Linked DNA regions of Homo sapiens: region 2 is linked to region 1. A link is a contact called in ENCODE Hi-C or POLR2A ChIA-PET data. All regions are on one chromosome and are shown on one strand. The core of a region is the stretch at or near the end of the contact, and the rest is flanking DNA. Distances in the headings are between cores, read along the strand shown. Region 1 overlaps CACNG8 (calcium voltage-gated channel auxiliary subunit gamma 8). Region 2 holds the start of NLRP12 (NLR family pyrin domain containing 12).

The links. Hi-C counts contacts between places; a loop is a spot of excess contacts on that map. ChIA-PET counts read pairs that join two places held with the same protein, here RNA polymerase II (POLR2A). Pooled maps may share reads with other maps.
Region 2: a loop to region 1 is called in a pooled map, with 2.3 times the contacts of the local background. The contact joins the promoter of NLRP12 here to the enhancer-like site in region 1. A Hi-C loop is called at or near these places in 1 of 50 pooled maps. POLR2A ChIA-PET finds 5 or more read pairs at or near these places in 4 of 52 experiments (HEK293, Panc1, WTC11 and 1 more).

What each region holds. Positions count from the first base shown.
Region 1 is chr19:53,975,856-53,981,232 of GRCh38, forward strand. CACNG8 (calcium voltage-gated channel auxiliary subunit gamma 8) reads left to right here. Exons shown (of 4, transcript NM_031895.6): 2 at 2,291-2,374; 3 at 4,012-4,152. Among named protein-coding and RNA genes, the nearest start is that of MIR935, 3.8 kb to the right of the region's middle. RefSeq lists an enhancer at 4,128-4,660. Within about 2 kb of position 2,641, at least 4 of the 41 ENCODE cell types and tissues checked have a DNase peak (open chromatin) inside an H3K27ac peak, as active enhancers do; they include Panc1, where a contact is called at or near this core.
Region 2 is chr19:53,821,489-53,826,926 of GRCh38, forward strand. NLRP12 (NLR family pyrin domain containing 12) reads right to left here and starts at 2,826. Exons shown (of 10, transcript NM_144687.4): 1 at 2,398-2,826. The coding sequence starts at 2,686.

The DNA of each region.
Region 1 (5,377 bases), core at 1,391-3,890:
CACGTTTGGGTAATGGGTGCTATACATCAGCTGCTATCAACCGAGTACTTAATTGTGTTCAAGGCCAAGTGCTAAATCTCCACCTAGACCCAATCCCTCATATCAGTCCCATGAGGTAGGTCCTGTTCTCTGCATTTTATAGGTGGGGAAACTGAAGCAAGCTGGCCTATGTAACACCAGCAAGGACACAGAATAAGGAAGTGGTGGAGGCCAGCGCAGTGGCTCATGCCTGTAGTCCCAGCACTTTTGGAGGCTGAGGCGGGCGGATCACTTGAAGTCAGGAGTTCAAGACCAGCCTGGGCAAAGTGGGCAACATGGGGAAACCCTGTCTATACAGAAAATGCAATATTTAGCTGGGCATGGTGGCGCAAGCCTGTAGTCCCAGCTACTCAGGAGGCTGAGGCAGGAGGACCACTTGAGCCCAGGAGGTGGAGGTTGCAGTGAGCCGAGATTGTGCCACTGCACTCCAAACTTGGGCAACAGAGGGAGACCCTGTCTCAAAGAATAAAAAAAATGGAGACGTTCCAATACCTAACATTTGGCTGCCACAGCACACAAACCACATGATCTATTTCATAGGACTCTTGGGAGCATCAAATGAGTTGGCCCACCTAGCAAGCACCAAACGCACATTAGCTCTTGCCAGTATTACTCACTCCCTTATATTAATTCTTCCCAGTTCCTCCTTTATCCCTATTCTTTCCCCTACTTTCCTTTGCTGGTCATGGTCTGCCTGTGATCTCACCTTCTGCTATGCTTATATTCATTCATTAATTCATTCATTCATTCTTCATTCAACCCTCATTTCTTTCTCTCTCTCTTTTTTTTTTCTTTTGAGACGGAGTCTCGCTTTGTCACCCAGGCTGGAGTGTAATGGTGCAGCCTTGGCTCACTGCAACCTCCACCTCCTGGGTTCAAGTGGTTCTCCTGCCTCAGCCTCCCGAGTAGCTGGGATTACAGGCACCCGCCACCATGCCCAGCTAATTTTTGTATTTTTAGTAGAGATAGGGTTTCACCATGTTGGTCAGGCTGGTCTTGAACTCCCGACCTCAAGTGATCCACCCGCCTTGGCCTCCCAAAGTGCAGGGATTACAGGTGTGAGCCACCGTGCCCGGCCTCAGCCCTTATTTCTTGAGGTCTCCCGTGTGCCAGGCCTACTGCCAAGAAATGCTGGGACACACAGAGGAATCGGACTCCCATGCCCTACCCCCTCCAGGAACTCTCAGCTTACCGAGGACGAAGAAGATCATCTACCAACTAATGCATGTCCTACGGGGCACCTCAGAGCAGGAAACTGACCCAAGTTCGGTGGGAGGAATGAGTGTGCATGTGTGTCTGTGTGTGTCTAGGGAAAGCCTCCTCAAGAAGGTGCCTCCTGAGCTGCCTGCTGCAGGTAAAGTACTACATCAGCAAAGAATGTGAGCTGGAATGTTCCACAGCATGGGCAGAGGTCTGCAGAACTGGACAGAGCTGGGCAGTTGAGGAAACTACATTGTTTATACTTATATTTTTAATTTTTTTCTCCAGCTATGTGCTAGAGGTGGTAAAACATTAACTGTTCCCAAGGATGAGAAAATAGCTGAGGATGAGCATCTTAGGAGGGGAAGGAGATGAGGATGCATGACCCCTAGAGGCATACTCCACCCCTCACACACCTCTGCTTGCTTCAACTACTCCATTTCTCTCCAGAAGGTTCCAGGTTCCCTGCAGAAAGAGACTGGAACCTCTCTCTCCCCATCCCCACAGGACTAGAGACTACAACTCCCATGATCCACTGCGGCTGCTCTTCTCACAACTGGACTCCAGACTTCACGGGGTCTCATGGGAAATGTAGTCCTCATCGGCTTCCGCATCACTTTCCTTGTTTTTTTTCCCACGCATTTCCAGACTTTTCAACCAATTGAGAGGTGGGAAGCGCCTTGCTATTATTGAAGCCAACAACACCCTCTTTCTTACAGAGGTGGGAGCCGGAAGTCCAGAGTGCTGGAGCAACTTAGCGCAGCTTACAGGACCAAGGTCCTGTAGCCTTGCAGTGAGTGCTGCAAGGATGTTAGACTTTGGGTTTTTTTCCTTGCTTTTCTTCTTTTCTTTAACAGGCGGGGAAACAGACCAGAGAAGTTGAAAGTTTGTCCCATATCACGAGTCGGGCTCAGGAGCCAGGACTTGCGGTCTCCCAAGCAGCCCAGAGAGAGAAGGGGTTTGGGGAAGGGAAGGGTCGGTTGTCAGTGGGGTTGCCCCGCCCCCAACCCTGAAGTATCCGCCCCCACCACTGCCCTCCCCGCTCCTCCAGGGTTGAAAAGAGGCGTCTGCGTGAAGATCAATCATTTCCCGGAGGACACGGACTACGACCACGACAGCGCGGAGTATCTACTCCGTACGTGGGGGTCCGGGACAGACGTGGGGAGTGGGTCAAATCGCGGGGCCTGGAAGGCGTCGGGGTGGGTGCCGGGAAAAGGCACTGGGACTCCGGCACTTGGATCGACACGCCGAGGTTAGCCTCCCAGCCAATCCGAGTCCAGATAGTGAGATCCTCTGGTCCCCGATTGGCTGACTGATCTCGTTCCCGCCCCCTCCTCTCACCTTGGGGCGGGCTGAGGGAGGATCCTGGGCGCTAATTGGCCGCTTTGCTCTCTTTGGCCCTCGCGGCGACTCTGCGCCGTGACTGGTTGTGGAATCCCGGACTGGGATTGGCCACCGCGCCGCAGAGCTGTGGGGCAATCTGCGGCGGTGACGGGCCACTACTGGGAGCCGGCTGGGAAAGCCTGTATTGCCATTGGTAGCTACCCCGAGAACGCGGCAAATCCTAAATGATGATTGGCTGCGGCCTCAGCCAGGTTCCGAAATCGCAAAATCTAGTTGCCTGGGGTTTTAGGGGTGGGTGGAAAGGAAGGACTGCAGAGAAAAAGAGGAGGGCGGGGCGGGGAGTGGGGGCGGGGAGAGAGAGATAAGGGGAAGAAGGGAGGGAGGAAAAGAGGGAGAAAGAGAGATAGACGAAGTCAGGCCTAAAGGGGGTAGGGAGGGAGGGAAGGAGGAAGGGAGAGGAAGGGAGTGAAGAGAAGAGAAACCTGGAAGATTGAAGAAACCAGGCAGAAAAGGAGGGGAGAGAGAGACCCAGGAAGATAGAGGAGGCCAGGCGAAAAAAGGGGTGGGGTGGGGTGGGGTGGGGAAAGACCTAGGAAGACAGATGAGGCCAGGCAGAAAAAAAAAGAGGGGGGAGAGACCTAGGAAGATAGGTGAAGCCAGACAGAAAAAGTTGTGGGTGGGGGTGGCTAGGAAGACAGATGAGGCCAGGGAGAAAAAGTGGGAGAGAGACTTAGGAAGACAGATGAGGCCAGGCAGAAAAAGCGGGGTGGGGGGGGACCTATGAAGACATACGAGGCCAAGCAGATAAGAGGAGAGAGGGGAGACAGAGCCAGAAAGATAGATGAAGCCAGCAATAAAACTGGGTGGGGTGGGGGCGTGAGGAGAAGAAGGGAAGAGAAACTCAGAAGTAGATTCAGCCTGGCAGAAACGGGAGGAGGAGGAGGAAGGAAGGAATGTAGAGAGAGAGAGAAACCCAGATAGATGAAGCGAGGCAGAAAATGGGAGGGGGTGTGGAGAGAGGTAGTAAGTGATTTGCGGGATATGGAGAAAGAAATTCGCAGACGAGAGGAAGGAAGGGACGAGAAAGAGAAAGGGAGAGGATCCATGGAGAAGTTGGGAGAAAAACAGGGAGAGTGATTTCGATAAATAAAGAGGGGGAAAGATATTCCAAGAGAGAGAAAAATAGTCCGAAGAAAAAAGAAAAGGACAAAGAAAAAGAGGGAGAGAAAATCAGACCGAGAAATAGAGAAATTTTAAAAACAGGAGAGAGAATGAGGCAACAGTAAAATAAACCAGAACACAGCCGGAGAGAGAGAATCACAGAACTGTCGGGAGGCGCCGCGAGATGGGGGGCCGGGAAGGGGGCGCAGGCGGCCGCGTCTGACCGCCCTCGCTCTCCCTCCTTTTCCTTTCCTTCCTCCCCCGCAGGAGTTGTCCGGGCCTCCAGCATCTTCCCCATCCTTAGCGCCATCCTGCTGCTGCTCGGGGGTGTGTGCGTGGCGGCCTCCCGCGTCTACAAGTCCAAGAGGAACATCATTCTGGGCGCAGGGATCCTGTTCGTGGCAGCAGGTGAGAGGCAGAGGGAGGGGGCGACCGGGGCGGCCCACCTGGGCGCGCACGTGTGTGTGTGTGTGTGTGTGTGTGTGTGCGCGCGCGCGCGTGAGTGCAAGTGCGCGTTCGTGTGTCTGCAAAGCCACCTTGCCCCGAGCACCCCCGGGGGCCCGGAGCCTTCCTAGGCGGTCCCCAAGCTCCATCGCCACCCGCTGGGTAAGGTGGGTGTAGTTCTCGCGTCGCCTTCGGAGGAGTAAACCGACACAGGCAGGTGTCTGGCGCGTAAGACGCCGGGCGCTTAGGATCCCAAGCCCGCCGTCCTGGAGACGGAAGGGGAGGAGCTGGGGAGGGGGTGGGACCTTGAGACACAATTGGGCTCTTGAGGATAGAGAGGCGGGGCTGGGTCTTGGAGGGCGGGCCCAGGAGAGGTAGAAAGTGATCTGAGCGCCGATGAGGAGCCTGCTTTAAGGGGCGGGCCTTTGGAGACTTTGGTGGATCCAAGAGGGGGCTGGTCCTGGGAAACCGTCCAGGGCCGGGAAGTGGAAACTAAAGGGGCTGGGTAAGGGAGACTGAATCGGCCCTTGCCCGTGGCCATTTGGAGAAGGAGAGGCTAGAAAAGACGGGGCGATGCCTGGAAAAGCCAAAGGGGGAGGGGTTATGTCCTTAAGGGCACAGAGAATCAACCTGGCTGATTGAAGCAAGAGGCCGACCAAAGCCAGTCAGTACCTGGGATTGGCCGTCTCAAGAGCTAGGGCCTAGACGAGCAGAGAGCTAGGACTGGAACACTTAAGAGGCACGCAATTAAGGGGTAAGGCCCCCTTTCTACCCCGTATGAGTAGCATTGGGAAATTCCAGGGGCAGAGCTTTTTTGGAGGAGTAGAATACAGAGAAGAGGGAGGGCTTTGCATATTTGAAGAGCAGGGTGTGCTTTGGGGATGGGTCTAGATCTGCAAGGGGTGGGGCTTGGAGGATCTGAAAGGCCGGAGTAGCTGGACCTGAGACCGGCAAGGACCCGAGACCGGCAAGGACCCTGGCCAAGATCCGCACGGGGCGGGGTTTGGTAAGCTGGAGGTGGGGCCTAGAGTAGAAGGCGGGGCCTGCTTTATTAAAGGCAAATTTTTGACCAGTAGGGGAGGGCCTAGAATGGATACTCCGGCAGGAATTATATGAAGAGAGATTAGATAAGTGAAAGGCAGGGCCTGATCACAGCAGGATGACATCATTAACAGAGTTCAAAGGAGCA
Region 2 (5,438 bases), core at 1,576-4,075, 150 kb before region 1:
AAACCCCGTCTCTATTAAAAATACAAAAAATTAGCCAGGCATGGTGGCGGGCACCTGCAGTCCCAGCTACTCGGGAGGCTGAGGCAGGAGAATGGCGTGAACCCAGGAGGTAGAGCTTGCAGTGAGCTGAGATTGCGCCACTGCACTCCAGCCTGGGCGACAGAGCAAGACTCTGTTTCAACAACAACAACAAAAAGAAATCCAAGAGTGCTAAGGAGGCACAGAAGTGGGGTTTCTGAGCCAGCCAGAGTGGTGGGAGCGAGGAATCAGAAGGAGTGGGGGAAGAGGAGTAAATACTTTACTTTAGAGAAGGTAGTGGCTTCAAGGTTTCAGTAAGTAATACTTTTCCAGGCAAAGAAGATGGAGAATATTCCAGGCAGAACACAGCATGAACAAAGACCAAAGGGATGAAATTAGAATTCTGTACACAGTCATAAAAAAGAACAAAATCATGTTCTTTGCAGTAACATGGACGCAGCTGGAGGCCATTATCCAAAGCAAACTAATGCAGGAATAGAAAACCAAAGACTGCATGTTCTCACTTATAAGTGGAAGCTAAACATTGGGTTCTCATGGACAGAAAGATGGGAAGAAGAGACACTGGGGACTCGTGGCGGGGAGAAATCTCACCATTGGGTACTATTACTATGTTCAAGTACCTGCATGATAGGATCAATCTTACTCTGAATCTCAGCATCACTCAATATACCCATGTAACAAACCTGCACATGTACCCCTTGAATCTAAAAGTTGAAATTTTTATATAGATATAGATGTGTGTGTACGTAAATTAGAATTCCAGATCTCCCAGGCTCAGGGATTAGTATGAAAGAAAAGGGAATTGGTGGCCAGGCAGTGGTCATTCATGCCTGTAATCCCAGCACTTTGGGAGGCTAAGGTGGAAGCTCGCTTGAGCCCAGGAGTTCAAGACCAGCCCGGGCAACATAAGGACACCTCATCTTGGCCGGGCACAGTGGCTTATGCCCGTAATCCCAGCACTTTGGGAGGCTGAGGTGGGTGGATCACGAGGTCAGAAGTTCAAGACCAGCCTGGCCAAGATAGTGAAACCCCGTCTCTACAAAAAATACAAATACAAAAAATTAGCCAGGCATGGTGGCAGGTACCTGTAATCTCAGCTACTCGGGATGCTGAGGCAGAAAATTGCTTGAACCTGGGAGACGGAGGTTGCAGTGAGCGGAGATTGCGCCACTGCACTCCAGCCTGGGCAACAGAGCGAGACTCAGTCTTAAAAAAAAAAAAAAAAAAGGATACCTCATCTCTTTCTTAATTTATTTTTGAGATGGGGTTTCACTCTGTTACCCAGCCTGGAGTACAGTGGTGCAATCTCAACTCACTGCAATCTCCACCTCTCAGGTTCAAGCGATTCTCCTGCCTCAGCCTCCCATGTAGCTGGGACTATAAGCGTGTGCCACCACGCCTGGCTAATTTTTGTATTTTTAGTAGAGACAGGGTTTTGCTATGTTGGCCAGACTGATCTCGAATTCCTGACCTCAGGTGACCCACCCGCCTTGGCCTCCCAAAGTGCTGGGATTATAGGTGTGAGCCACTGCACCTGGCTACCTCATCTCTTAAAATATATATACACACACACATATACACACACATATATATACACATATATACACATATATATACGTGTGTGTATATATATATAAATTCCAGATCTCCCAGGCTCAGGGATTTTATATATATGTATTTTAAATATTTATTTTAATAATATATGTATTAAATATTTAATATATAATATTTATTATTTATATATATTTATATAATATACCATATTTATATAATATAGTATATTTATATAATAAATATATACTATATTTATATATAATATATACCATATTTAATATATATTTAATAATATAATTATATACATATTTTAAATATATATTTAAAATATATGTTTTAAATATATATATTTAAAATATATGTTTTAAATATATATTTTAAATATATATTTAAAATATATATTTTAAAATATATTTATTTAAAATATATATTTAAAACATATATTTTAAATATATATATTTTAAAAAAATATATTTTAAATATTTGAGGCAAGGTCTCGTTCTGTCACCTAGGCTGGGGTGCAGTGGCAGGATCATAGCTCACCGCAGCCTCGACCTTCTGGTCTCAAGTGATCCTCCCACCTCAGCCTCCTGAGAAGCTGGGATCACAGACGTATACCACCACACCTGGCTAATTTTTTTTATTTTTGGTAGAGACAGAGCCTCACTATGTTGTCCAGACTGGTCTTGAACTCCTCACCTCAAGTGATCTGCCCTCTTCAGCCTCCCAAAGTGCTGAGATTACAGGTATGAGTCACTGGACCCGGCTGGCATTCTAGCCTTGCCTGTCCCGCCACCTCCTTACCCCTCACCAGGTCCTCTCTCTGTCCTCTCTCCCACAGGTCCTTCCTGTTTATCCGCTCAAAGGTGCTGAGAGCCAACCTCCAGGCCTCCTCTGGCCCGAAGTGGGTGATGAGCAGCTGGGCCATTTCCAGGGGACCGGCCTTCTCCATGCTTCCCCAGGGGATCTTGCCTTCTCCCAGCTCTGTCGCGGTCCCCAGGTATAACTTGAACTTCTTCAGTTCCACAGCCTCGAGTTCTTCCAAGTAGGTGGACAGGCGACAGAGGCCGTCCCTGCCTGCGGTTCGTAGCATGGGGGTGCCGTGAGCCCCAAAGGAGAGGACCTGGAGGCTGAGATGCTCCTATGCACGGGACACAGGGCGACCCCAGCACACCTTCCATTGCATCATTCACAGGCAGCGGGCGGAGAGGCTGAGCCAGTGGTTGGAGGAGAGAGCAAGGGAGGAAAGACCTTTTGCTGAAATAATGCTTTCTCACTCTTCAGTTCCCTCCTGCCCTGCCCCACTCACCAATGGCTGTTCTGGGTGGAGAAGAGGAAGTTCGGGGGGAGATTAAGAAATCCGAGGAGCCACTTGGCTGATGAAAAAGATTTTCACTTCTGCTGTCTCTTCCTGGATCTCTTGACAAAACAGTCACTCTCTTTCCGCTTTCCTCTTGTTTTCCTCATTTCACTAGTGTGTGTGGTAGAGTGTATTATCAAAACTGCGACTGCGCCTCTTCCAGGGAGAATTTTTTTTTTTTTGAGACAGAGTCTTACTCTGTGGCCCTGGCTCTGCGATCTTGGCTCACCGCAACCTCTGCCTCCCAGGTTCAAGCGATTCTCCCACCTCAGCTTCCCTTGAGTAGCTGGGATTACAGGCGCCGGACACCACACCCAGCTAATTTTTGTGGTTTTAGAAGAGACAGGGTTTCACCATGTTGGTCAGGCTGGTCTCGAACTCCTGACCTCAGGTGATCCACCCGCCTCAGCCTTCCAAAGTGCTAGGATTACAGGTGTGAGCCACCGTCCCTGGCTTTTTTTTTTTTTTTTTTCTTTGAGTCAGAGTCTCACTCTGCCACCCAGGCTAGAGTTCACTGGCGTGATCTCAGCTCACTGCAACCTCCGCCTCCCAGGTTCCAGCGATTCTCCCACCTCAGCCTCTCAAGTAGCTGGGACCACAGACATGCGCCACCATGCCCAGCTAAGTTTTTGTAGTTTTGGTAGAGACAAGGTCTTCTTATGTTGCCCAGGCTGGCCTTGAACTCCTGAGCTCAAACGATCCGCCCACCTCAGCCTTCCAAAGTGCTGGGATTACAGGCATGAGCCACTGAGCCCAGCCTCAGGGAGAATTATTAAGGACCTCACGTAGGTCTGCTATTTTTTTTCTGTTCTCTCAGTCACAAGAGTGGCATGAGAGGGACTTTGCGGTAGGCAGGATGATGGTCCCCAAAGATATTCATGTCCTAATGGCCAGAACCTGTGACATTTCACCCTACATAGCAAAAGAGACTTAGCATATGTGACCAAATGAAGGCACTTCAGATGGGGACATTATCCTGGTTATCTGGGCAGGACCCATGGAATCACAAGAGTCTTTTTTTTGAGACAGAGTCTTGCTCTGTTGCCCAGGCTGGAGTGCAGTGGCACGAACTCGGATCACTGCAAGCTCCGCCTCCCAGGTTCACACCATTCTCCTGCCTCAGCCTTCCGTATAGCTGGGACTACAGGTGCCCGCCAACACGCCTGGCTAATTCTCTTTTTTTTGTATTTTTAGTAGAGATGGGGTTTCACCATGTTAGCCAGGATGGTCTTGATCTCCTGACTTCGTGATCCACCTGCCTCAGCCTCCCAAAGTGCTGGGATTACAGGCGTGAGCCACCGCACCCAGCCACAAGAGTCTTTATAAGAAGAAGACAGGAGGGTTAGTGTAAGAGGAAGATGTGACTGGGTGCAATGGCTCATGCCTGTAATCCTAGCACTTGGGGAGGCCAAGGCAGGTAGATCACCTGAGGCCAGGAGTTTCACACCAGACTGGTCAACACAGTGAGGCCCCATCTCTACAAAATATGTGTTAGCAGAATTTATGAATTCTGATGGAAGAGCAAGTTTATAATTCCCTCTGTCTCCTGCATCATGCCAACTTTGTTTCATGCTCCTAATCAATTAAGACCCCTCAGACACACACACACACACACACACACACACACACACACACACACACACACAAAAGCCTTCATAGCCAGGCGCAGTGGCTCACACCTGTAATCCCAGCACTTTGGGAGACTGAGGCGGGCAGATCACCTGAGGTCAGGAGTTTGAGACCAGCCTGGCCAACATGGTGAAACCCCGTCTCTACTAAAAATACAAAAATTAGCCGGGCTTGGTGGCACGCACCTGTAATCCCAGCTACTTGGGAGGCTGAGGCAGGAGAATCACTTGAACCCGGGAAGCAGAGGTTGCAGTGAGCCGAGACTGCGCCACTGCACTCCAGCCTGGGCAACAGAGCGAGACTCTGTCTCAAAAAAAGAAAAAAAAAATTAGCTGGGGTTTGGTGGCGGGTGCCTGTAGTCCCAGCTACTCAGGAGGCTGGGGCAGGAAAATCACTTGAACTCAGGAGGCGGAGGTTGCAATGAGCCAAGATCCCGCCATTGCACTCCAGCCTGGGTGACAGAGTAAGACTCCGTCTCAAAACAAAACAAAAAAAACCTTCACAGCTTTTTATGAGACATTCTCCCACATCCAGTCCCTTCCAGGACTAATATTCTGTTGCATGGCATGCAGCAGTTTTGAGCAGGGGAGGGATGGAGTCAGGTCTGGGTTAAGGAAGATTCCTCAAGGCCCTTGTGGAAGGCAGACCAAACAGAGGAGGCCTGGATTGGGAGAGCGAGAAGCTGAAGCCTTCATGTTTCAGGAGATGGAGATAATGCCTGAGTAAGGGCAGGCGGTGGGTGCATCCTGGGAGTGTGGGGATGGCAGTGATCATTAGAGGGGAGGAGAAAGGTTTGGCAAACCTGAACTACCTACAGACCCCATCTGAGCTTCCTCAAGTGGCTCACGACGCAGGC